Linked DNA regions of Homo sapiens: all the other regions are linked to region 1. The links are chromatin loops, found by intact Hi-C in ENCODE. Cell type or tissue: Caco-2. All regions are shown on one strand.

Region 1 (5,000 bases):
AAAAAAAAAAAAAAAAAAAAAATGCCGGGCGCGCTGGCTCACGCCTGTAATCCCAGCACGTTGGGAGGCCTAGGCGGGCAGATCACGAGGTCAGGAGACCATCCTGTCTAACACGGTGAAACCCTGTCTCTATTAAAAATACAAAAAATTAGCTGGGCGTGGTGGCGGATGCCTGTAGTCCCAGCTTCTTGGGAGGCTGAGGCAGAAGAATGGCGTGAACCCGGGAGGTGGAGGTTGCAGTGAGCCGAGATTGCATCACTGCACTCTAGCCTGGGTGACAGTGCGAGACTCCGTCTCAAAAAAAAAAAATAATAAATAAAAACTAAAAAAATAAATTTCTTTCCAAGCAGCAATGCAAAAGAACAAAGTCATCATTATGCGATGTATTTTAAAAGCTCATTCATTTCAATTCAGATGGGCTGCCTGTATGCATTGTGGATAAGCAAATATACAACTTAGAGGCAACCATTTCTCATTAGATTTAGCTGTGTTTTCTTCCCTGGAGAAAAAACAGCCTTCAATGAGCTGTTTTCTGGCATGTGACACACTGCAGACCATGACTGGATGAGTATGTTGAAAGTTACTTGCTGCTTGGGAATGCATAGTCTTTGGGCTGAGACAGGGAAATCAGTGGCTTTGTTATAGAAGTCCAGACAGCTGTCAGCTCTCAGCTGTCAGCTCACTGACTGCAACTGCTGTACCCTGTGATGGCATAAGTTATCCAGTGTATAGGTGACCCATATAAACATTGCTGGGTACAAATGTGAGTTTTTACCCATACCTGCTGTCTAGATCTCTCTACTCTTTGTGCTTTTCCTAGATTTTGAAAAACAGCCTGTGGAGGGCTTAGCTGCTGGTGATTGAAAGGTGCCCCCACCACACTTTAAAAAAGAAAGCTTCAAAGGCCAAATTTATAGACTTGAATATATGGCAACCATCTCAGATTCCATTAGGGTTTCAAAAGCAACATAGCACATGGACAGTACCCAGCTTTGTATCTCACTCCCAGGGCTGAGACCAGGGCTCGTCTTCATTCATGGGATAGTGGGGGTGGGGGGTGTTGGATACAGTTAGGGATAGGGCGGTCTCCTAATGGAAAGCAGGCTGAAGACATAGACCCTTGCTACTGACATTGTATGTCTGGCAATGGGTTGTCACAAAGGCCGTATCCAGCTTTCAAGCCACTGACCTAGAGCAACAGCAGCCAACCTACCATATTTGGCAGTTACCATCTCTCCGTGTCTCCCCAGCTCCCTGCTAACAAAGCTATACCACCACCACACTCAGAGCCACACTACAGGATGGAATGGAAACATTCTTTTTCTTCTAGGGTCCATGGTTAAAAGAGACACCCATTGCTTTAGCTATTTTTGAATCTTTGCGGGAAAATAAGTTGTTTCTGCCCAGAAAAGAATGGAAAATTGGGGGGAAATTGGACTATATGCATACTTAACTTTCAGCACCTGTTACAGTTCCAAAGTCACTAGTCATTTTGTTAATTTAGGAACATAAAAATGTGTTAATGTACAATTTTTCTGCTCATACAATGATTGTTTGTTGAATTCATTATTACAGCCTAAATAGTTTATTAGACATGTTTTTATCCAGTTAGTCAGTGTTTATAGATTGTGTCACAAATGGCTATTAGCTGCTGACTCTCTTCTCCCTGTCTTTGCTGGATTATTAGAAGCAGGTTTGCAACTCAGGAATTGCTAGGGAATCCTAGCTTTGCTTTCCTCTCTTCCACTATGGGATTTTGAAGCAAGAGGGGCAACAATTGCTGTGTTTCTAAATCTTCTGAGCATAAAGTTGTTCCCCTTTCAGAAGGCCAGAATGAGATCCACCTGTCAAGAATCAATAAATCGTCTGGGCACAGTAGCTCATACCTGTAATCCTGGCACCTTGGGAGGCAGAGGTAGAAGGATCTCACTTCCTTGCCCAGGGGAGAGTACAGTGGCATTGTCATAGCTCACTGCAGCTTCAACCTCCTGGGCTCAAGCAATCCCCCTGTTTCAGCCTCCTGAGTAGCTGGGAGTGCAGGCACTAACCACCACCCCCAGCTAATTTTTCTTTTCTTTTCTTTCTTTCTTTTTTTTTTTTTTTTTTTTGAGATGGAGTCTCACTCTGTCACCCAGGCTGGAGTGTAATGGCTGGATCTGGGCTCACTGCAAGCTCTGCCTCCCGGGTTCGTGCCATTCTCCTGCCTCAGCCTCCCGAGTAGCTGGGACTACAGGCACCTGCCACCGCGCCCAGCTAATTTTTTGTATTTTTAGTAGAGACGGGGTTTCACCGTGTTAGCCAGAATGGTCTCCACCTCCTGACCTCGTGATCCGCCCGCCTCGGCCTCCCAAAGTGCTGGGATTACAGGCGTGAGCCACCGCGCCCGGCCTTTTTTATTTTCAATACAGATGAGGTCTGGCTATGTTGATCAGGCTGGTCTCGAACTCCTGAGCTCAAGCAATCCTCCTGCCTTGGCTTCCCAAAGTGCTGGGATTACAGGTGTGAGCCACCATGCCCAGCCTTAAATATTTTATTATTGTAGAAATTATTTTTTTCTGAAAACACTTTTAAAAGGGATCTTGCAGAAAATATACGTTTCCTATTTCATTTTCATTTTTTATTCTTTCTCTCTTTAGGTAGAATTGCCAAGTTTTCCCAACCATGCCCCTATATAGGCAAATTCTAGTAGATAAGAAATTGCCCAAGTCATCCAAAACAGAAATTACTTAAGCAGCAATTATCAAGCAAACAGTTCTATAATCTTTCGTTGCTCTACTCCATGCTGGCTTCTGCCTCCAATTATGCATATTGTACAGTTCACTATTCAGTTATAGATATGGGGCTGCTTCTAATGAGATAGAATTGAATCCAGCCCTGATAAACAAGTAATTACTGAGTCCCTAACACTAGCTCACATTTATTGAACACTTACTACATGCCAGATCATATGCTAAGCTCTTTACCTATGTCATCTATAATTTGCATCAACTCCTTATAAGGGCCAGTGTTTAAATTATCGTATGCTGAAGGATGACTCTGTTCAGTGGTCTCAAGTCAAAGGAAGTGACAAGCTGTGTTGGTATTCTGCGCTCCCCAGTGGACACAGCTGTTACTGCATGCCTTGCACTGTGCTAGTTGCTAAGGGGGATGCTAAGGAGGGCTTGCCTACAGCCTTGATGTAGGGGCGGTAGCTAAGACATAGGGAGCTATAACTTCTTTCTTTCTCACGGATACCCAGAACATGGTAAGTACTTGACCTTAATAAATATTTGTTGAATAGATGAATGAACGAATGAATGAGTGAGGAGGCTAAGAACATTCAGATGCAAAACTTTTGATGCTAACAGCCAAGTTTTAGGTGTTCAGAAGATAGAGAGAAGCATGAGTTTCACTGATTGGTGGGAAACTGGACTTAAGGCAGGCCTTGAAGTTTAGGAACCTTTACCCTGGCAGGCTCAGGAGTAATCGGTGCACAAATAAGTCATAGCATTTCAAAGCTAAAGGAACTCTAGTTCAGCATTTCTCAAAGTGTTTTTTGCCAGACATTCCGCTTACATACATTGGGAGATAATATTGTTGCCTGGTTTCTTGGAACTTCACCATATACATAACCATTTTGAAGTTTCAGAAAAGTTTTGTTGAAAAGCAGGCTACTGAACTTTGTCTAATCCAGAATTTTCCAGATTGACTGGACTACGGATCCCTTTCTCATACAACAAATCTTATGAGCATCCCTCTGAACACACTTTGGGAGATGCTGATCAGGTGCAATTCTTTAATTTTCCTGCTGAGTCCCAGAGAGGTTGAGTGACCTACTCCAGGTCACAGAGCTAATTGATAGTGAATTCAAGCCTAGGATTCCAGAATTTTCTGACTCTTGGATGGTGCTTTCCATTACACCATTAAGCCTTTCATGATGGCTGCTGCATTGGCAACTCCCTTGTCTGGACCCTTCATTGCCAGCACAGAATTGCTGTGCTGATGAGACCTTCTGGAGACCAGACAGTTGAGACTTGGAATGAGACAACTTAGTTGGCACTTGTTGCATGTGAAATCAATAAGAGCTAATTCCTTCCCTTTGAAGAATGCAGCACGAGCCCTCTCCCCCTTCTCCCCTTTAGTTTCTTAATAAGCACAATAAAGACATATGTGCTTATTAAGAAACTAAAGAGGCCCGGCGTGGTGGCTCATGCCTGTAATTGTAGCACTTTGGGAGGCCAAGGCGGGTGGATCACTTGAGCCCAAGAGTTCGCGTTTGAGACTAGAACTCAACTCTAGTTCTAGAACTCAACTCTAGTTTCTAGAGCGTCGTCTCTACAAAAAATCCAAAAATTAGCCACGTGTGGTGGTGCGTGCTTATAGTCCCAGCTACTGGGGTGGGACTGAGGTGCAAGGTGCAAGGTGCGAGGATGGCTTGAGCCCAGGAGGTGGAAGTTGCAGTGGGCCGTGATCATGCCATCACACTCCAGCCTGGGTGATAGAGTGAGGCTCTGTCTCAAAAAAAAAAAAAAAAAGTAAAGCCCAAACAGACAGCACCTTAAGGGCATTTAAAACTCACACTCCTCACTGCTGCCCTGGTAATTATTATAGATAGAGCAAACTCTCATTTATCTGCATGTGCAAAGGGCAGCAGCCCTGTAGATAATCCAAACCAATTGGCAAGACTTGAAGAACACACACAATGATCATCATCACACACACACACACACACACACTCCTTGAAAAACTCTTTGGTATCTGATTTTGACATGCCTTTTACACAGGCAGCTTCTTTGCCTGGGCAGCCCTTTCTTCTTTCTGATTCCCGGCCATCTCCCTTGCTCATAAATTCCTTCCTCAAGGAAGTGTTCCTGGACTGCACTAACCAACCGCACTCACTCTTTGGGTCTGCATCCTTTGAGCACGCAGGCTAGGAAGTATCAACTGCCACTTAGACTTGGATTTCTAAGGGTTCTGAAGTGTTTTTCACATGTGGGAGCTTGGCTCTCCTATTGGATTGC
Region 2 (5,000 bases), 62 kb before region 1:
GACCCAACTACTTTTATGTTTGCTTAGGGTATTTTTTTTTCATATCTAAAAGTTGAAGGTATTTTTGTCACAACTGTAAACAAACTTACCCTAAATGTCCTAAAACCCATTCTTGGGTTCTCTATTTGCATATCGATCATGCCCTGAAAATCTGAAGGTTAATCCAAACTGGTTTTAAAATATTCAAAAAAAAAAAAAACTTTTAATACCAGTCTTTTAAATTTCATGACAATTTTGGTGAGGAATAATGATATATACTATAAGTACATACATTAACAAAACTTTGAAAGTTCCTTTCTATAAAATACAAAATACTCAATATCTAAATCCAAGTCAGGCAGGGGAGATCAGTGTTTAACATTGGATGTTTTGTGTTTCAATTTCATATTACAGCGTTCAAAATGCAAGTATAACATTTGATCAGGCATGGTGACTCACACCTGTAATCCCAGCACTTTGGGAGGCCGAGGCAGGAGGATTTCTTGAGGCCACAGGTTTGAAACCATCCTGGGCAACATAGCGAGACCCTATCTCTACAGATATATAGATGTTTATATATATATAAACATCTCTATGTATCTCTATGTATGTAGAGATATGTATATATCTCTACAGATATATAGATGTTTATATATATATAAATGTTGCAAGTATAACATTTAATATTTGTCAGCATGCTTTTACAAAGTAAATCTGAAATTACTAAACTTTCTTCATATGGTCTCATACTTTTTCAAATCACTGTGAGGAACTACTTGTATAATAAAAATTCCCTTAAACTCTCCCCTCCCCCTAGAAAGCACAAATGGCCAAGATGTTTTCCAGAGTGGCTGTATCATTTGTCACCCCCACCAGCAATGTATGAATGATCCAGTTTCTCCAAATCCTCACCAGCATTTGTGTTGTCACTATTTTTTTTTCATTTTAACCTTTCTGATAGGTATCTCATTGTGGTTTTATTTTTTATTTCCCTAATGTCTAGCAATATTGAACTCATTTTCATATACTAGTTTGCCATCTGTATATGTGTATATGTTCGTGTCATTTGGTCATTTTCTAATTGGATTGTTTTTCTACTGTTAAGTTTGAGAATTCTTTATATATTCTAGATACTAGTCCTTTATTGGATATTTTCTCCTAGTCTTTTCATCCTCTTAACAGGGTCTTTCACAGAGAAAAAGGTTTTATTTTGATAAAGTCCAACTTATCAATTTTTCCTTTCATGGATTGTGCTTTTGGTGTCACATCTGAGAACTTTTGCCTACACCTGGATCCTGAAAATTTCCTCCTGTTTTTTTTCTAAAAGCCTTCTAGTTTTACATGTTATATTTAAATCCATCATCCATTTTGCGTTATTTTATCTTTTTTGGCCTATTGATGCCCATTTGTTCCAATGCCATTTGTTGAAAAGGCCATCTTTTCTACATTAAATTTCTTTTGCACCTTTGTCAACAATCGATTGGGCATATTTGTGTGGGTCTAGTTCTGGCTTCTCTATTTTATTCATTAATCAATGTGTCCACCCCCCTGCTAATACCACATTGTATTGATTACTGTAGCTATGTAGCAAGTCCTGAAATCAGATAGAATGATTCCTCCCAGTTTGTTCTTTATCGAAATTGTTTTGTCTATTCATAAGTTCCGCTGGCTCTTCATATACATTTTGAATAAGCTTGATGGGATTCTGCATCAGGAGATTTTTGGTGCTGGCTGCCATTCATTCATCAGATATTACTGTGTACCAGTCATAATTCTGGGAAATCTTTCCCTTTTCAGCAAATAGCACTTAGCACAGGTTTGCTGATTGGGGTGATGTTTCAAGCCTCAGGATCAGGGTTCTGAATGACTGTCTATTCTAGGGATTTTCAACCTGGCCTGTATCTCAGAATCACCTGGAGGAGGAGGGCACTTGTTGAAAATGCAGCTTCTTGGACCTCTCTGGGCTTTCTGTCTCTGTTTTATTTTATTTTATTTCATTATTTTATTTTATTTTATCTGTGTATGGAGACAGAGTCTCCCTTTGTTTCTCAGGCTGGTCTGGAACTCGTGGGCTCAAGGGGTTCTCCTGCCTTGGCCTCCCAAAATGCTAGGATTACAGGTGTGACCCCACATGTCTGGCCCCTGTCTCCACCTTTGAATCTTCTTCTTTTTCTTTCTCTTTTAAAAAGTATATAATGTACGTAATGTATATACAGTCTAGCATTCTTATTTGTACTTAGTGGGAAGAATGGGGAAAAGTAGTACATTTATTCCATCTTCCCAGAAGTAGAAGCCTCCACAGGAAGGCTTCGTTTGGCAAAGGAAGCAGGAGGGAGAGGAAGAGATCTGGAGTGTAGATTTTATAAACCTGTCTAGGTGTGGCACCAGGTACCACCACTGGTCCAGGTTAAAGTTGCCCCACGTGGTTCTGGCTGCCTGAGGTAAGAGGTGTTGGGAGAGATGCATGAAGGGACAGGGGAGAGGCCCCAAAACATGACCCAGACCCTCATTACTCAATGGGATCATGCAGAGGTTCCAGGAGGCTTGGGCAGGCCCCATAGCAACCCTGGCCGGGATTCCTGAGTGAATAGGCCAGGCTCCCAGCAGCCTGTAGGTGGCACCTGGCATCAACAAATTCTGATGTGGGCCTTCCAAGGAACCCAGTTGGCTGTGGCCACAGCTGGTTGATCCCAGTAGTGAGCTCAGCTGATTCAATCAGTTCTTATTCTTGTAAGCCCACAGGGCTCCACAGTGAGGCTGAGCTCCTACCTCAGAATGCAGTGACTACCCTGGACATGGCTGCTCAGAAAGTGGGAGATTCTCACAATGCTTTCTTGGGTAACTAGTGGGCAAGAAGAAACAGATTTTTATTTTTTTATTTTTTATTATACTTTAAGTTCTAGGGTACATGTGCACAACGTGCAGGTTGGTTACATATGTATACACGTGCCGTGTTGGTGTGCTGCACCCATTAACTCGTCATTTACATTAGGCATATCTCCTAATGCTATCCCTCCCCCCTCCCCCCACCCCACAACAGACCCCAGTGGGTGATGTTCCCCATCCTGTGTCCAAGTGTTCTCATTGTTCAATTCCCACCTATGAGTGAGAACATGCGGTGTTTGGTTTTCTGTCCTTGCGATAGTTTGCTCAGAATGATGGTTTCCAGCTTCATCCACGTCCCTACAAAGGACATGAACTCATCCTTTTTTATGGCTGCATAGTATTTCTTGTGTATGTGTGCCACATTTTCTTAATCCAGTCTATAATTGTTGGACATTTGGGTTGGTTCCAAGTCTTTGCTATTGTGAATAGTGCTGCAATAAACATACGTGTGCATGTGTCTTTATAGCAGCATGATTTATAATCCTTTGGGTATATACCCAGTAATGGGATGGCTGGGTCAAATGGTGTTTCTAGCTCTAGATCCTTGAGGAATCGCCACACTGTCTTCCACAATGGTTGAACTAGTTTACAGTCCCACCAACAGTGCAAAACTGTTCCTATTTCTCCACATCCTTTCCAGTACCTGTTGTTTCCTGACTTTTTAATGATCACCATTCTAACTGGTGTGAGATGGTATCTCATTGTGGTTTTGATTTGTATTTATCTGATGGCCAGTGATGATGAGCATTTTTTCATGTGTCTGTTGGCTGCATAAATGTCTTCTTTTGAGAAGTGTCTCTTCATATCCTTTGCCCACTTTTTGATGGGGTTGTTTGATTTTTTCTTGTAAATTTGTTTAAGTTCTTTGTAGATTCTGGATATTGGCCCTTTGTCAGATGGGTAGATTGTAAAAATTTTCTCCCGTTTTGTAGGTTGCCTGTTCACTCCGATGGTAGTTTCTTTTGCTGTGCAGTAACTCTTTAGTTTAGTTACATCCCATTTGTCAATTTTGGCTTTTGAGAAAGTTTTTTTATCTCACTTCTTTTGAAGCTTTGTTTGAGAAAAATTCTGTTTCTTTGAAAATGAGCTCATCGAGCATCAGGAGATTTTTGGTGCTGGCTGCCATTCATTCATCAGATACTACTGTGTACCAGTCACAATTCTGGGAAATCTTTTCCTTTTCGTTAAATAGCACAGCACAGTTTTGCTGATTGGGATGATGTTTCAAGCCTCAGGGTCAGGGTTCTGAATGACTGTCTATTCTAGGGATTTTCAACTGGGCCTCTATCTCAGAATCACCTGGAGGAGGAGGGCAATTGTTCAATATTCAGCTTCTTGGACCTCTGTCGGCTTTCTTTCTGTGTTTTTTATTTTTATTTTTTTATTTACTTTTTTAGAGAGGGTCTCCCTCTGTCACTCTGTTGTCCAGGCTGGAACCCTCCCTGGGCTCAAGCGATCCTCCCACCTCAGTCTACCAAGTAGAAGGGACTAGAAGCATGCTCCGCCATGCCCGGTTAATTTTGCTCATATTTTTTGGAGATGAGTTCTCACTTTGTTGCCCAGGCTGGTGTCAAACTCTTGGGATCAAGTGATCCTTCCGCCTCGGCCTCCCAAAGTGCTAAGATTACAGGTGTGAGTCACTGCACCTGGCCCTGTCTGTCCTTCTGCACTTGAATGGACCAAACACATTTTTATCACAGCAAGATCTCTGCACTTGCTCGTCCTTCTGATATAATGCCTTTTCCATGGCTGGCTCCTTCTATCCATTCAGGCCTCAGCAGAATGTCACCTCCTCAAAGAAGTCTGTCCTGGTCACCCTATCTAAAACCATAACCCCACCCTAGTCTCTCCTTATCACCTCCATGTTTTGTCTACTTCATAGCACTCATAGATGCCTGCTATTACCTTCTTTCTTTCTTGCCTGTTTTTTTCACTAAATTGTAAGCTTCTTGTGGACAGGGACTCTTTCTTCTTCAGTGTTGGATCCCTGGTACCTACCATGGTGCCTGGCATATAGCAGGTATTTTCTGGATATTAGTTGATGTTCCAGTTGAATGACTGAAGGTGAGCTTGAGACTCTTTTTGTTAAGCAAGCACTCCAGATGATTCTGGTGCCCACTCAAATTTGACAACAA
Region 3 (5,000 bases), 99 kb before region 1:
ATTACCAAATCCATTATAGCCATCCCCACGCCACCATATCCACCACCACCACCACAGCCGCCACCAAAACCACCACGATCACTGAAGTTTCTTCTATGACCAAAGTTGTCATTCCCACTGAAACCACGTCCAAGACCACCACCAAAGTTTCCAGAACCACTTTGTCCTCTTTGGCTGGATGAAGCCAGTCGCCATCTCTTGCTTTGACAGGGCTTTCCTAACCTCACAGTTGTGGCCATTCACAGTATGGTATTTCTGAATGACAAGCTTATCCACAGAGTCATGGTCGTCAAAGGTTACAAAGGCAAAGCCCCTTTTCTTGCCACTGCCTTGGTCAGTCATGATTTCAGTCACTTCAATTTTTCACTGTTCAAAATAATCTCTTAAGTGATGTTCTTCAGTATCTTCTTTAATGCCACCAACAAATATCTTTTTCACAGTTAAGTGGGCACCTGGTCTTTGAGAATCTTCTCTTGAGACAGCTCTCTTTGGTTCCACAACTCTTCCATCCACCTTGTGTGGCCTTGCATTCATGGCTGCATCCACCTCCTCCACAGTGGCATATGTGACAAACCCACAACCCCTGGAGTGCTTGAAGTTTGGATCTCTCATTACCACACAGTCCGTGAGCATTCCCCATTGCTCACAATGGCTCCTCAGGCTCTCATCGGTTGTTTCAAAGCTCAACCCTCCGATGAAGAGCTTCCTCTGCTGTTCAGGCTCTTTAGGAGACTTTGACTTAGACATGACGGAAGGGAGAAGAGAGACTTTAACGATGCTTCTTCGGCGGCGTCCATGGGCAGAAAGGCCCTTATTTTATTCTTTAAACCTTACAGTGTGCCACATGTATGAGGTTTGTAAAGTATTAATGATCTTGTTAACCAAAACAAGAAAAAAAATTTCACAAGGGTTCCCACTTCTGTATTGTTTTATTATCTCAAAAGTTTAAATAAGATGTTCTGCTGCTGTTGTTCTTGATGTCCACTGTTTTAGCACCTTCCCTGATGTGCTTAGGAAGTTGATCGATGAATTTCTTAGACTTTCTGTTGGAATTACTTTAAGGGTGTCTTATTAGATGGTGAAAATTAGACTGAGACACCCTTCAAGTGACCATGTCATTGTTTTCTTGCTATGTCTTTAGCTTGATGATTAAGATACAATTCTTTTAAAAACCAAATAGCATTAGTTATGTTTCCCAAATTAGAAATCTATTTTAGTTAATGTTTTAAAGAAACACGAAGCCATAGCAAAAATCATTATTGTTTTTACTCCTGAGTGTTAATGAATGTAAAGAGGTTACAGATGTAGTGTTTAATTAATGATGTTTATTTTTTCTATATTTAACATAAGTAATTTTTCATTGTCTTTAAAGAGGAATGTTTATTGATTAAAGGTGAGAAATGATAGTTAAGACACCAATTCTGTGTCAAGATCTTTGACTGTATTATGCATTGTACAATTGACTTCATTTTTCATGAAATGCCTTAGTTTTCCTACTATAAAATAAAGACAATGATGAATTAAAACAAAACAAAACAAAAGAATAGAACACCATACCTGCAGCCCAGGGAAGCTGAGCCACTACCACTGCCACCATAAACTGACTCTCAGCAACCATGAAACTAGAGACTGAGACATGGAAACACTGACTTAGGTTGCTGCAATTATTGCAAAAGTCCCTTGACTGCCATCTCTGTCTCCTCTGCCCCCTCCTCAAACTTGCATATACACACACACACTCCAGCCAACACATAACACTTGGTATGTGCAAAGCACTATTCCAAGTTCCATTCTTATTACTATTATTATGCCATTTTACGGAGGAGTAAACTGAGGTAGAGAGAGGTTAAGTAGCCTAAGATTACAGTTAGTGAGTTGTATATGCTATTATCTGCCCTGCTCTTATCTCTGAACATTTCTTTGTCAGTTTTCCACGTATCTAGAATTCTTCATGAACATATTTTTAATGACTGTATAAGATGCTATCATATGTATTTGCCACAATTTATTTGGCCATTCTCTTATCTTGCATATTTAGATTTATTTCCAATTTTTCTTTATGAACAGTAACTGCAATGAGCACTCTGCATACAAATTATTTTGCCTATTTCTGATCATTTTCTTAGGATACACTCCTTAAAATTCAGCTCTTGGGTCATAGGCTATGAAGATTCCTAAAAACAGTATTTGAGGGTCAGCAGTTGTGAATATTTTTAATCCACTTGAGTATATTAATGGGCATACCAACCAGTAATATGCAAGAGTACTCGTCTCACTGTACCCTCCACACTTAAACCGGGCATTTTCATCTTTTCAAGTTTTTGCTATAAGTATGCTGCATGTAATATTGGCATGCTCATACTAAAAATGTGTTCATTGTTTTTCTGAAATTCCAACTTAACTGTGTCTCCTGTATTTTATCCAGTAACCCTACTTGATGTGGATGTCCAAACTCTCTTCTTTTTTGAGGTATTCCTCCATTGTGAGCCTGGAAAACAAGGCTGAGGCCTCTTACTGTGGAAACTAAGGGAAGCACATATTCCCTCTCCACAAGCCCTGAGTGGTCAGGGAGTCCATAGGGGACCCAGGCTCTTACTGAAGACTTTGGATCTTGAGAGGTTTATACAAAAAGTGGCCATTTTGAATTCATTCATAGAAACTGCATCTAGCAGACCAGAATGTCAGATCAGTAGAGTCCAGATGTAGCAGTGTTTTGTGGTGGTGGTGTGTAGAGGCAGTGAAGGTGGTTGTTGCCAGTAGTGACATACCAACCAAGCTGGTCCTATGGCAAATCTTGACTGAGGTCCTCCCATGATTCCTGATCATTTCTTTATCCTGGTTTACCTGCCTTTCTGTTGATTCTGTGAAATGCCCAATAATTTGCTAAATTCAGCCAGAGTCAGTTTCTGTCTTTTGCAACCAAGATCCCTGACATTTATAAATAAAAGCCCAGATAGGCTGGAGAAAATTTGAAATCATGATATTTCCAAACTCCTTTTGTATTCCTAAAATTGGAATTTTAAAAATTCTCCTCACCAAATGACTGTTGTTCAAGGGAAAGGGATTTGGCATTTTCCAAAATAAGCACTAGATGGTGCTATGAGGTAATATGTTCTTGATTGTGTCGTTGCCCAAATAATAAGGATTAAGATCGCCAATAACACTATCACCAAGGATACTGTCAACAAGAATAGCTAAAATTAATTGAGTGCCTCATATATGCCAGAAACTGTTCTACATGTTTGATAGAGTTGTAAACCAAAAATAAAATTCTAACCCCCCAACGAACTGATGGACTCTCCCCTCGGCTAAGTGAATTCCAAAGCCAACTTGAAAAACTAGTTCAGGCCATGATGGGAAGTGGATGTCAGACATGCTTCATTATAACCTTCTCCATTTTGGAATTCAGGCACAGCTGACCAGCATTAATATCAATACAGAGACATTAAGACTGTTAGAGGCCAGGCGCAGTGGCTCACGCCTGTAATCCCAGCACTTTGGGAGGCCAAGGCAGGTGGATCACCTGAGGTCAGGAGTTCGAGACCAGCCTGACCAACATGGTGAAATCTCATCTCTACTAAATACAAAAAATTAGCTGGGTATGGTGGAGCATGCCTGTAATCCCAGCTACTTGGGAGGCTGAGGCAGGAGAATCACTTGAACCCGGGAGGCGGAGGTTTCAGTGAGCCAAAAGATTGTGCCACTGCACTCCAGCCTGGGAGACAAGAGCGAAACTCTGTCAAAAAAAAAAAAAAAAAAAGAAGACTGATAGAACAGACTCTTTAAGTTTGATAAGAAACATTTACAATCTATTCTCTCTGAAGCCTGCTACCTGGAGGCTCCATCTACATGACAAAACCTTGGTCTCCACAATCCCTTATAGTAACCTAGACATTCCTTTCCATTGAGTTCAAGTCTTTAGATAATAACTCTTTCAACCAATTGGCAATCAGAAAATCTTTGAATCCGTCTATGACTTAGAAGCAACCCCCTCACCTCTGCCCCTGCTTCCAGATGTCTCCACTTTTCCAGATAGAACCAATGTACATCTTACCTGTATTAATTGATATGTCTCCTTAAAATGTATAAAACCAAGCTGTAGCCCAACCACCTTGGGCACATGTTCTCAGGATCTCCTGGGGCTTGTGTCATGGGCCATTGGCCACTCATATTTGGCTCAGAATACATCTCTTCAAATATTTTACAGTTTGACTCTTCATTGACAGAGTGAACTCATTTCTTACAACCAATAAAGCAAGTAATTTTATTAACACATTTTACAGAAGAAGAAATCAAGGCACATTCAGTTTAGCTAACTTATCCAAGATCAGAAAATCATTTACTGATGAAGATAAGATTTGAACCAAAGAAGCCTGGCTCCAGAGGCTGTACTCTGAACCAAAATGCTCTACTACCTGTCATAATTATATAATATAGCCAACATTTACTGATGGTCAACAGTGAGCCAGGCATTTTGCACAATGGAGTCATTATTGTCATTTTCCATATGAGCGAACTGAGGCTCCAAAAGGCTAAGTAATTCATGTTTCCATAGACACAGAGACAAAGCTGAGAGCATTTGTAAATGTAATTCCATGATGTTAGTAATGAAACAAAAATAAATACATAGATAAGATACTAATGTTTGTCACTTTAGAGAGTAATTCCACTTCAGGCAGAGGGAAAGATATACTTTGAAAATGATTGATTTACATTCCAATTGTTCTGTGATAAAATAAAAAAAATACGATTGGCATGGTAAATGATTCCTTTTCATTTCAGCTCTTCAGTGTGGACAAAATATTTTCCCTCTTTTGATACTTCCCTTTAGGAGCCAAAGACGGTGTGAAAGCCAAAGGTAGAATTAGAGCCTGGCTTATTTGGGCTTTTGCATTTCTCATTATGAGGATGAGTATGTCTCATGATCAAAGTAGATGAATTAGGCAGCACCCAAAACATGTAACTTAGGTAGGCTCTGGGCAGGAACCGGCCCTCCTAAC
Region 4 (5,000 bases), 75 kb before region 1:
AAAGATGTTGAAGGGTCTAGGTGGGTGTGGTGGCTCACACCTCTAATTCTAGTGCTTTGGGAGTATGAGGCAGGAGGATCACTTGAGGCCAGAAATTCAAGACCAGCCTGGGCAACATAGTGAGACACCATTTCTACAAAAAATAAAATAAAACAAATTAGCCGTACATGGTGTCTCATGCCTATAGTTCCAGCTACTTGGGAGGGCTGAGTTATGAGGATTGCTTGAGCCCAGGATGCAGTGAGCTATGATCACGCCACACTCCAGCCTGGGTGATAAGGTGAGACCCCATCTTTAAAAATAAAAAAAGAAAGCTTTAAGGGAGAGCCCTAGCTGCCTTTTGCCCCTTTTACCCTTCTGCCATGTGAGGACACGGCGTTTGCCTTTTCCACATTGTGAGGACACCATGGGAAGATGCCCTTACCAGACACCACGCTGGTGTCATGATCTTGGACTTACCAGCCTCCAGAACTGTGAGAAAATACATTTCTGTTCTTTATAAATTACCAGGTCTCAAGTATTTTGTTATAGCAGCACAAATAGACTGAGACAAGATGGCAAATTACTTTGCTGAAATGGCCGGAATAACTGTATTCACTCAATGTGACTTTGCTCCATGAATCAACCGGGGACCCCTGATGGTATGTGATGGGTAGCTGGCCTTGCTGTTTCAAAATAATTTAGTAGATAAAGGCCCCCTGAAATAAGGGGTCTGATTTAATAAGAAGTCTGATTTATAGACTTTTTGTTTTCAAGTAAAACAGTAACCTCAACTAACACCTAACAGGATGTAACTAAGTAGAGGTTCCCTTGACCTTTGTTAATGAATAACGTAATTAGCACATAATTAGCATGCAAATTGATTCTACTTTTAAACTAGCTGAACTGTCTCACAGTCACTTTTATTCAGATGATTAATTTTCATAGCTTGCTGTTCATTTTTTATAGTTGGGGCAAAGGTAAACCTCAGCTGCCTGTTATAGTACTCATCAAGTATTGTGAGTTACGGCTCTTTCAATTAATGAGACTTCACTCTGTTTTTTTTTTTTCAACTTTTATTTTAGATTCAAGGGGTACATGCGCAGGTTTGTTACAAAGGTATATTGTAAGATGCTGAGGTTTGGAGTACAATTGAACCTGCCACCCAGATAGTGAGCATAGTACCCAATATGTAGTTTTTCAACCCTTACCCACCTCCCTTCCCCGCTCCTTTTATTCCCCAGTGTCCGTTGTTCCCATCTTTATATCCATGTGTACCCAATGCTTAGCTCCCACTTGTAAGTGAGAATATGTGGTATTTGGTTTTCTATTTCTGTGTTGGTTTGCTTAGGATAACGGTCTTCAGCTCCATCCATGTTGCTGCAAAGGACAGGATTTCATTATTTTTATGGCCGCACAGTATTCCATAGTGTACATGTACCACATTTTCTTTATCCAATCCACCATTGGTGGGAACCTGGGTTGATCCCTTGTCTTTGCTAATGACTTCATTCTGTTTTTCAGAAGTCAAACCAAGGCTCCATTTTCATGCCAAATGAAGAGTTTAAAGCTGAGACCAAATCATGTAGAAAAAAAAATATGCATGTGTGAAATACATCTATCTATTCACCTATCTATCTATCTCTCTATCTATCTAATCTATCTATCTGTCTATCAAGCACACATACTCCATACTCTCCAGCAGCAAGGAATAATACACACTATGGGAAACCATGGCCATCTCAAGAAGAGAGTGTTAGAAAGCACTTATAGGACTTGGGCTTGTGTCCTGTGATTTTTGGAGGATTTAAGGAAGCTGGTGTTGGCTCTAGATTGGATGCTATCAGGAAGCGGGGCCAATTCTGTGACTAGGTATTCTTATTTAGAGAGTATCCAGAGAGAGGGCAAGCTAGTGAGGCTAAAGCTGCAATTGGCAAAGAAGCAACGAAGAAGCAGCAATCACTCTTATTAGCCAGGAGAGGGGGACATTTGATTCTTTATGTGGCTTGGGCAATGTTCATGTTTAGTCTTTGTTAAGACATAATTATGGTGTGGTCTGGTTTTTGCCTTCGTTGATCGTTGTCACAGAGTGGCCTTGTCTGATGTTGCCGTTCTGTGAGATTGTTCATGCTCAATAGGAGATCACCATGGTCCAGCTGTAAGTGCAAGGACAGCTACCACCAACACCAAGACCTAGCTGATGGTACCAGGGCAGCTCCTGGATGCCAGGGAACGCATCTCTTTCTTTATGTACATATTACTGTACTATATTGTAGTAATGTGTGTACACACACACACACATATATATGTATATACATGTACATATATCCATATTCCCATAACCCAGAGTCAACTACAATTAACTTAATGTTCTTCTTTCTTGTCATTTTTTCAGTGCCAGGTTTCATTTATTGGTTTTCTTCGCATCAAGACTTTAAGCCTGTTTGGCTACCTTAGGAGACACTGGTTTTCTCTTCTGAAACATTCACAAAGTTAGTATATTCAATTTCACTCCTTCCCCAACATCATTCTTCAGTTCTCCCCTCATTCTATGATGGTCTTTCTCCCTTCTAACTCATTAATCTCTCTTTATCTCCACATCCATCAGAAGCTTCCATCCTACTTGGGATTCACTTGGAATTCACTATGAGGCCACCATGGCCTCTCCTGGAGAGGTTTGCATGTTGACAGCTTAGAGGACCTAGTGGGTCCCTACCCCACATGGGAGAAAAGAGGGCTAGGCTAAAGGAAGGCTGCAAGTTCAGGTACAGCAAATGAGAGGAGGGGTAGGCACTCTGAAATTACACTGTGCAGATTTTAGGCCTCCTCGGTTTTTGGGTGGGGTGGGGGGTGCCCAACTTGATGGAACAGAAGATTTGAATCCAAACACGTGACCAAATTGGGGTTCTGATCATCCTCTGGCTCTTTATCTGATCTTCATCTTACTGCCTGTCACCAGGGAAATGGGAGCCTAACAGCCATGTGTGAGCAAGTGCTGGCTGACTCTTAAGGAAGGAGAGGGTGTCTGGAGAAGAGGCCTTTGGACACTTCTTCGGTAAGGCCTTTCCTGACTCTTCCATCAGATGAAGTCCTCCCTATTATGGTCTCCTTCAAAGTGGACATCTGGGACAAGACTAGACCTGGGTTCTTAACCCGGCTCTGCCAAACTTTTTGACCTATCTGAAGCTGTTTTTACATCTTTTAAAAGGTGCTAACAGTACTACCTTCTTTGTAAGATTTGTTGTGAAAATTAGAGAAAATGCATGCATAGTTTCTGGCACATGGTAGGTACCTGAAACATGGTAGCTCATGTCATCTTTCTCTTCCTCCTCCTCATCATCATCATGGGCCTGCTTGCTCTGTCCTACTGAACTGAGCTCTCAGCAATGAATAAGAAGGGTGAAGGATACACCCTGACATGATAAGTTGTCCACACAGGCCTGGCAGACTTACACAGGAAAGAGAAGACTTCTCCCTCTTCTTACCCATATTCCCTGTTCCCTTCTTCTGTCACCTGAGAGATGTCGTAGTCTCCCCCTATGAAAATCTACTCTTAGGTAAGATTAGGATTGTAAAGGGAGTCTGGCCTTAAGCTAAAGGACAGAAAATCTATGGGGAAACTATTCTATAGTTATATGTATTATTCCTATATATTACTATATACCTAAAACTATTCTATATATCTAAAAATAGCCTATTTTTTTAAAAGATGAGTTTTGGTCAGGAGAGAATTATTAAAGAAGTAACATGTCCCTAGTAGGACACAGTTATTTCCACTGACATGCCATTAAGGGGGCTCCCAATGCTGAAGTTTCCCTGACATTTACTCCTCAGACTTTCAGTTAAAGAGTTAATAACCTGTGAACACATTAATAAATGCAGGCTTGTCTTTCAAAGACTTTTAAGGTATTCCTTCTGTAACCTCAACTTCTAATTTGCCTAAGTACTCCTAGTTTTTTCTTTAAAATGTCCTCATGTTTTCCCTTACCCTCTCCGTTCTTTTCCCACCTCCTCTATTTAATACAATATGAGTCTCCCGGACTCATGAATGTCACCCTAGGCACAGGTTCCCTTATTTCCCTGTCCACAGGGCTGAATTGGAGGCTTCCTGAAAACAGGGGGCAGTACCTGGTTTTAATAGTAGCTTCATTTTATTGAATGCTTTCTTTTATTTTCCTCTTTTTTTTTTTTTTTCTTTGAGACAGAGTCTCACTCTTTTACCCAGGCTGGAGTGCAGTGGCGTGATCACATTCACTTAATTCCCTTCACCTGGTAGGAATACCACTTATCTGATAACCACTAATCTGTTCTCCATCTCTACAATTTTATCACTTCAAGAATGTTATATAAATGGAATCATATCATATGCAACCTTTGGAGGTCAGCTTTTTTTTTTTTCTTTTTTTACGGAGTCTCACTCTGTTGCCCAGTCGCCCAGGCTGGAGTGCAGTGGCATGATCTCAGCTCACTACAACCTCCACCTCCCAGGTTCAAGCGATTCTCCTGCCTCAGCCTCCCGAGTAGCTGGGACTACTGTGCATGTCACCACACCCAGCTAACTTTTTGTATTTTTAGTAGAGACGGTGTTTCACTGTGTTGGCCAGGATGGTCTTGGTCTCCTGACCTCATGATCCACCCGCCTCGGCCTCCCAAAGTGCTGGGATTACAGGTATGAGCCACTGTGCCCAGCCTGAAGGTCAGCTTTTTTCACTCAGCATAATGCCCGTGACATCCATCCAAGTCTTTACCAAGCCCTTGGTTTTGAAGATTTTCTCCTATGTGTCCTCAGCCCCACTCTAGAGAATGGGAATGAAGCCTCCCTTCACTGAAGCTCCATAGGCAATCCATCACAATGTCCTGTTGATTCCGTTTCCTAAATATGTCTGGACTCTGTCCATTGCTCTCCATTTTTACCAGGCCACACGAATCAAAGCTCCTGTCATCATCTCCCACCTGGATGACTGTGGCAGCCTTCCAGCTGTCTCTGCACTTTGACTATGGCTGCCCCCCCTCCCCTCAGT
Region 5 (5,000 bases), 150 kb before region 1:
ACACTCATGTGAAAGAATGTTAAAACCATTATTGCTTGTCTGTAGCCCAAAGTACCAAATGTCTCTCCTGACATTCACCATTTTCTTCCTTAGATTCCAGTTAATTGTCTCAATTTCTTTCCCTTTCTAGACTCAGTTGTTTGAGGGTGACTCTTCACTGTGGTCCCCAAACTGTCTTAAAGGTGCTTGGTAGGTACACTTAAATTAATCTCAATGTTCACTGATTAATGTTAATAGGTCTAGGAGTCCAAAAGAACAAGCAAGTCTGCATTATCATTTCACTGTGGGTCTTTAGGTGCTGTTATTAGTATTTTAAGTAGGGAAGTAATACTTTTTTTTTTTTGAGACAGAGTCTCAGTCTGTCACCCATGCTGGAGTGCAGTGGTGCGATCTTGGCTCACTGCAACCTCTGCCTCCTGGGTTCAAGTAATTCTCCTGCCTCAGCCTCCTGAGTAGCTGGAATTACAGGCGTGCACCACCACGCCCGGCTACTTTTTGTATTTTTAGTAGAGACGGGGTTTCACCATGTTGGCCAGGCTGGTCTCGAACTCCTGACCTTGTGATCCACCCACCTCGGCCTCCCAAAGTGCTGGGATTACAGGCATGAGCCACTGTGCCCAGCCGGAAGTAACATCTTTTAAATGTAGTTATTGCACAAAGTCTCTGTTTTACATAAGATTTAGCATTATTAAGTTCCTACTATATGTTAGGTACTGTTCTAGGCTCTAAAGATATAATGGTGAACCAGACAGATGCAGATTAAAAATAAAATGTTAACAATGACACAGGATGATCAGATGGTTTCTGTGTTACAGTGAAAATAAAATGGTATGATAGGCTACCAAGTCACAGGGGTGATAGCAGTGCTATTTCAGAGAGTGTTTAGGGCAGGCTTCTCTGAGGAGGTGACATTCAAGTCAAATGAGAGCAAAGTGAAGGAGCCAGCCATGAGAAAATCTTGAAGGAGAACCCTTCAGGTAGAGGGAACCACAAGAGCAAAGGCCTGAGGAGTGAACCTGATGCATTTGAGGGGCAGTAAAAAGGCCAGTGGGGTGAGATGGAGAGAACAAGGGTAATAGGGAGAAGGGTAAAAAGCTGAGTTGAAAGAGGTGGGCGGGGGCCATGTTTTGAAGGTAAGTAGTTTGGATTTCATTCAAAACATGATGAGATGCTGCTGGAGGGTTTTGAACAGAGGAGTGACATGATCTGATTTAGGTTTTTAAAAATATGACATTGGCTGTTGTGTAGAGTAGACTCTGTAGGGGCAAGGATGGAAGAAGAAGGACCAGTTAGGAGGCTGTTGCAGTAATCCAGGTGAGAGATCACAGTGGCCTGGACTGGGGGGTAGCAGCGAAGATGGAGATGAATTTGGGATTTGTGGTAAAGGTGGAGTCAAAAAGACTTTTGGAAGGATTAACTCCTAGGTTTTGAGCCTAAGCGCCTGGGTGCAGGGTGGCTCTACTTAGGGAGCTGGGAATCACTGGGAATCAGGGGAGCAAGTGTGATGTGGAGGACAGGTTTAGGAGATGCAAATTAAGGGCTCTGATGCACTTGTTAGGTTGAGATGCCAATGATACATTCAACTGGAGACATTGAATAGGCAGTTGAATATCAATATAAAAGTTGGCTGGAACTACAGCCTACATAAAATTAAATGCAAATTAAAGCTGCTTTAAGTTGTCATTTTATACTAATAAAGGTAACAGAAATAAAAATGATAATGATCCAGTGTGATCAGGACTGCAGGGGAATCAAGTATGTTAATAATGCTGATGGCCTAATAAATTGGCTTTTAAAAAATATTTACATAAGACCTGGAACGGTGGTTCACACCTGTAATCCCAGCACTTTGGGAGGCCAAGGCGGGCGAATCACTTGAAGTCAGGAGTTCGAGACAAGCCTGGCCAACATGGCGAAACCTCATCTCCACCAAAAAAATACAAAAATTACCCGAGCGTGGTGGCATGTGCCTGTAATCCCAGCTACTCTGGAGACTGAGGCATGAGAATCACCTGAACCCGGGAGGCAGAGGCTGCAGTGAGCTGAGATCATGCCCCTGCACTCCAGCCTGTGAAACAGAGTGAGACTCTGTCACAAAATAAATAAATAAATAAATAAATAAATAAATAAATAAATAAATAAATTTACACAAAGATTTCCATGGTAGCACTTGTTCTCATAATAGTAGTGTAGAGTAGTGGCAGTACTCTTTTGGAAAGAGTTATGCTCTTTCAAAAATAATTGAAGACACAAATCCCCAGGGAGAATATCCAACTAAATATATAGTAAGTATAGAGTTTCTATAGAATTTTTCTCTATATAGAATTTCTTTTTTAACAACATTTAATTTTTATTGACACATTGTAATTGTACAGAATTTCGAGAGAAACTCTCTATAGGCATGAAAAATGAGGAATTGTGTTGACCATATCAATATCTGGAATTGCTAATAAAACAGGTGCAAAAATCAGATCATGATGGTATATACAATGGTGTAAATCTTACATGCTGTTCATGCTGAATATTGTTAATATACAGTTGTCTTAATTTTAAAATAATTTCATTCGCTTTTGACTTTGTACCTTTTTCTCTCTGGCACTATTCCCTGGTTAGGATGCCATAACTTCATTTTGGTCCACTGTGAAGAGTTCAAGTGAATTGTGGCTTCTCCAGTCTTTCTTCCCTTGATCACATTTTCAGCACGAGGTATTGGATAATATCCTATTCTGTGGGACTTGTATTCAAATAAGTTTACCTTGGGATTTTTAAAAGGTTGGGAAGTACTGTTACTCTCAAAAACTGTGTAATAGTGCAAAGCAGGGTCCCGTGTGAAGGTTGCTTTTGACCTGTAGGTGGCGACTGGTGGGCAGGAATTTTGCTGGTAATTTTCAGATTGTGGAAATACAACTGAGAAGCAAAACACTGGCAACCTCATGATACGCATTTCCCACAAATAATACTGATTATTCAATGATGGAGGCAAAAGTATGGAAGATACTCAGCCACATTCCTTTAATTCCCTGATAGCTTTTTTTTTTTTTCATGAGAAGAGAAAGCAGTGAGTCTTCTTCAGTAGCATTGTTTATTAATCCAAGGTATAAAGCAGCATTCCTGGCTGGAGGTGTCTGGAGAGAGGTGTTCTTCAATAAAAATGTTCCTGGTGCAGAAGAAGGGGCAAAAGACCAAAGGACTGGTCAGATAGGTCTGCTGACTGCTCTGTGCAGGTTTTTAAAAATAGCTTCTTCCCTTGTTATCTTGGAATGACTCCTATACACACTAGCTTAGAGTTAGTTATGTGAATGCATTTGCACAGAAAGGCCAACACAAGACTTTTCTTCAGGCTAATTTATTTTCTATTAGCCTCAGAAACACTCAGAACACTTTGCTTCCACAAACATTACCACATACGGAAACTTTAGGATGATGTTTTAACACAAGGAAAAGAAAACAGGAAATTAAGTTGCTCAGAGTTAAATTAATGTGAATCCAGCTTTCTTCATCTCAGGATCAAAATTCCACATACTAAATTCTACCTTCGAGCTGATTTTCTTTGAATGGTGGTAGAAGAGATTCTCTCTCAGTAGGACTCTAATATTTCATTGTTGCAAATTTATCATTGCCAAATGGCTGTGCATCTCCAAAAATCCCTTCCATTCTGCCCAGAAAGCCCCCAGTGCCCCCATAAGCCCAGACCATTTTAATTTTGGAATTCGGTCATTTGTCGGGCCATATATTGGCTATATTCTTATTATTGCAAAACTGAGTGCCACTCATTTTAATGATGTGATTTTTAAATTATTCAAGATCAGAGCATATGGTCAGCCTCAGTTTTAAAATGTTGTTGGGCTAATGGCGTGTCAGAATACTTGAACGTCCATGCGTGGCATCTTGACTGAAGAACCATGGAATGTTTTTATTTGGTCAAGATATACTGGGATTCTGTAGTAGCCAGAAAATTGAAAATTGGCTAGGTTAATTTGACCCAAATAAATTCTGGCTTCCCTGCTATTTCCATAAATATGTTGTATAATTGCATACATCTTAAATGTTTTCAAAATGACTAACCTTAAAATTCAAAAGCCTGGAGAAAAAAGAAAGGCAGCAAAGAGCTACTTTGAAAGAGGATATTGATTGCATAGATGGTCCTATTTTTTCCACTTTTTTTTTAAGTACCTCATTCAAATGGCCTTTCTAATACTATGACAGCAAATATTTATGAGAGTGAGAACAAGCAAGAGAGAATGAATAGGTGGCTACTTTGCTGATTACTCAAGTGCTTTTAAAGTTTCAAGTTATATTTCTGATCTAAAAATCCTGAGATATATTAGGTGAATCTCTCCAGTATCTCCTGAAACAGGAGAAGATATTGGAATGTCTTAGGATGCAGACTGTGCAGAATTTACTGAGGTTTCACTGCTGGTTAAAATAAACATTTTAGGCTTGTGACAACATCTCCAGTCTATTTCCTTTTCTCTATTCCCTTATCCTACTGTTATTCAATCAACTTTGCTACGAGATATAGAGGCAAGGAAGATGAGGTGACCGTGTTCTCTGAGAATCTCCTAGAAATGTTTTGGCATTGGGAACATGTTGAGTGAAATGTTTTAGTGAAGCTACGTACACAAGATACTGCTAGAATGCACACTGTGTAAACATTATTAAATAACTATAATTTTTTAAGGTTAGAGGAGCTCCCATTTTCCTATGCAAAGATATTAAAGAATAAGTCATCTCAGTAGTGTTGCTTTTAATCATAAGGCTAAAGGAAAGATATGTGCATGTGGGTGGGGAGGATTGGGGAGGTTATGGTGAACACAATAGAATATGGGAATACTAGAAATATTTATTAAAATTTGACTTTTTGATAATTTGTGAAGGTCATGATTATGGCATTTCTTGCCATTAAGGCTTGGTTTATCTAGGCTCCTGAAACTTTGTTTAATAAATTAATCTATGCATATAATAGTGATTGGTGAAAATGATGGGAAAGTTATTAATGA

Evidence for each region. Peaks named below come from ENCODE experiments on the same cell type or tissue, not always from the same donor. Only the 100,000 strongest peaks of a DNase experiment are listed, where the experiment ranks them.
Region 2: a loop joins it to region 1, with 6 times the contacts of the local background. A loop is called at or near these places in 12 of 110 quality-filtered maps.
Region 3: it touches region 1 in a loop (12-fold over the local background); 28 of 110 quality-filtered maps call a loop at or near these places.
Region 4: it touches region 1 in a loop (16-fold over the local background); 12 of 110 quality-filtered maps call a loop at or near these places.
Region 5: it touches region 1 in a loop (13-fold over the local background); 32 of 110 quality-filtered maps call a loop at or near these places.

Annotation. Positions count from the first base shown.
Region 1 is chrX:119,117,084-119,122,083 of GRCh38, reverse strand. All of the region lies in intron 2 of KIAA1210, which reads left to right. Among named protein-coding and RNA genes, the nearest start is that of KIAA1210, 8.2 kb to the left of the region's middle. In Caco-2, no CTCF peak of the experiment used is centred here; a DNase peak (open chromatin) is centred at 3,113.
Region 2 is chrX:119,179,265-119,184,264 of GRCh38, reverse strand. It overlaps the pseudogene ARL5AP1. Among named protein-coding and RNA genes, the nearest start is that of KIAA1210, 54 kb to the right of the region's middle. In Caco-2, a CTCF peak has its summit at 2,606 (motif pointing right); no DNase peak of the experiment used is centred here.
Region 3 is chrX:119,216,529-119,221,528 of GRCh38, reverse strand. It overlaps the pseudogene NUDT19P1 and the pseudogene HNRNPA1P28. Among named protein-coding and RNA genes, the nearest start is that of PGRMC1, 17 kb to the left of the region's middle. In Caco-2, no CTCF peak of the experiment used is centred here; no DNase peak of the experiment used is centred here.
Region 4 is chrX:119,191,786-119,196,785 of GRCh38, reverse strand. No RefSeq gene overlaps it. Among named protein-coding and RNA genes, the nearest start is that of PGRMC1, 42 kb to the left of the region's middle. In Caco-2, a CTCF peak has its summit at 1,947 (motif pointing right); no DNase peak of the experiment used is centred here.
Region 5 is chrX:119,264,434-119,269,433 of GRCh38, reverse strand. No RefSeq gene overlaps it. Among named protein-coding and RNA genes, the nearest start is that of LINC03098, 25 kb to the left of the region's middle. RefSeq lists a silencer at 2,694-2,988. In Caco-2, a CTCF peak has its summit at 2,809 (motif pointing right); no DNase peak of the experiment used is centred here.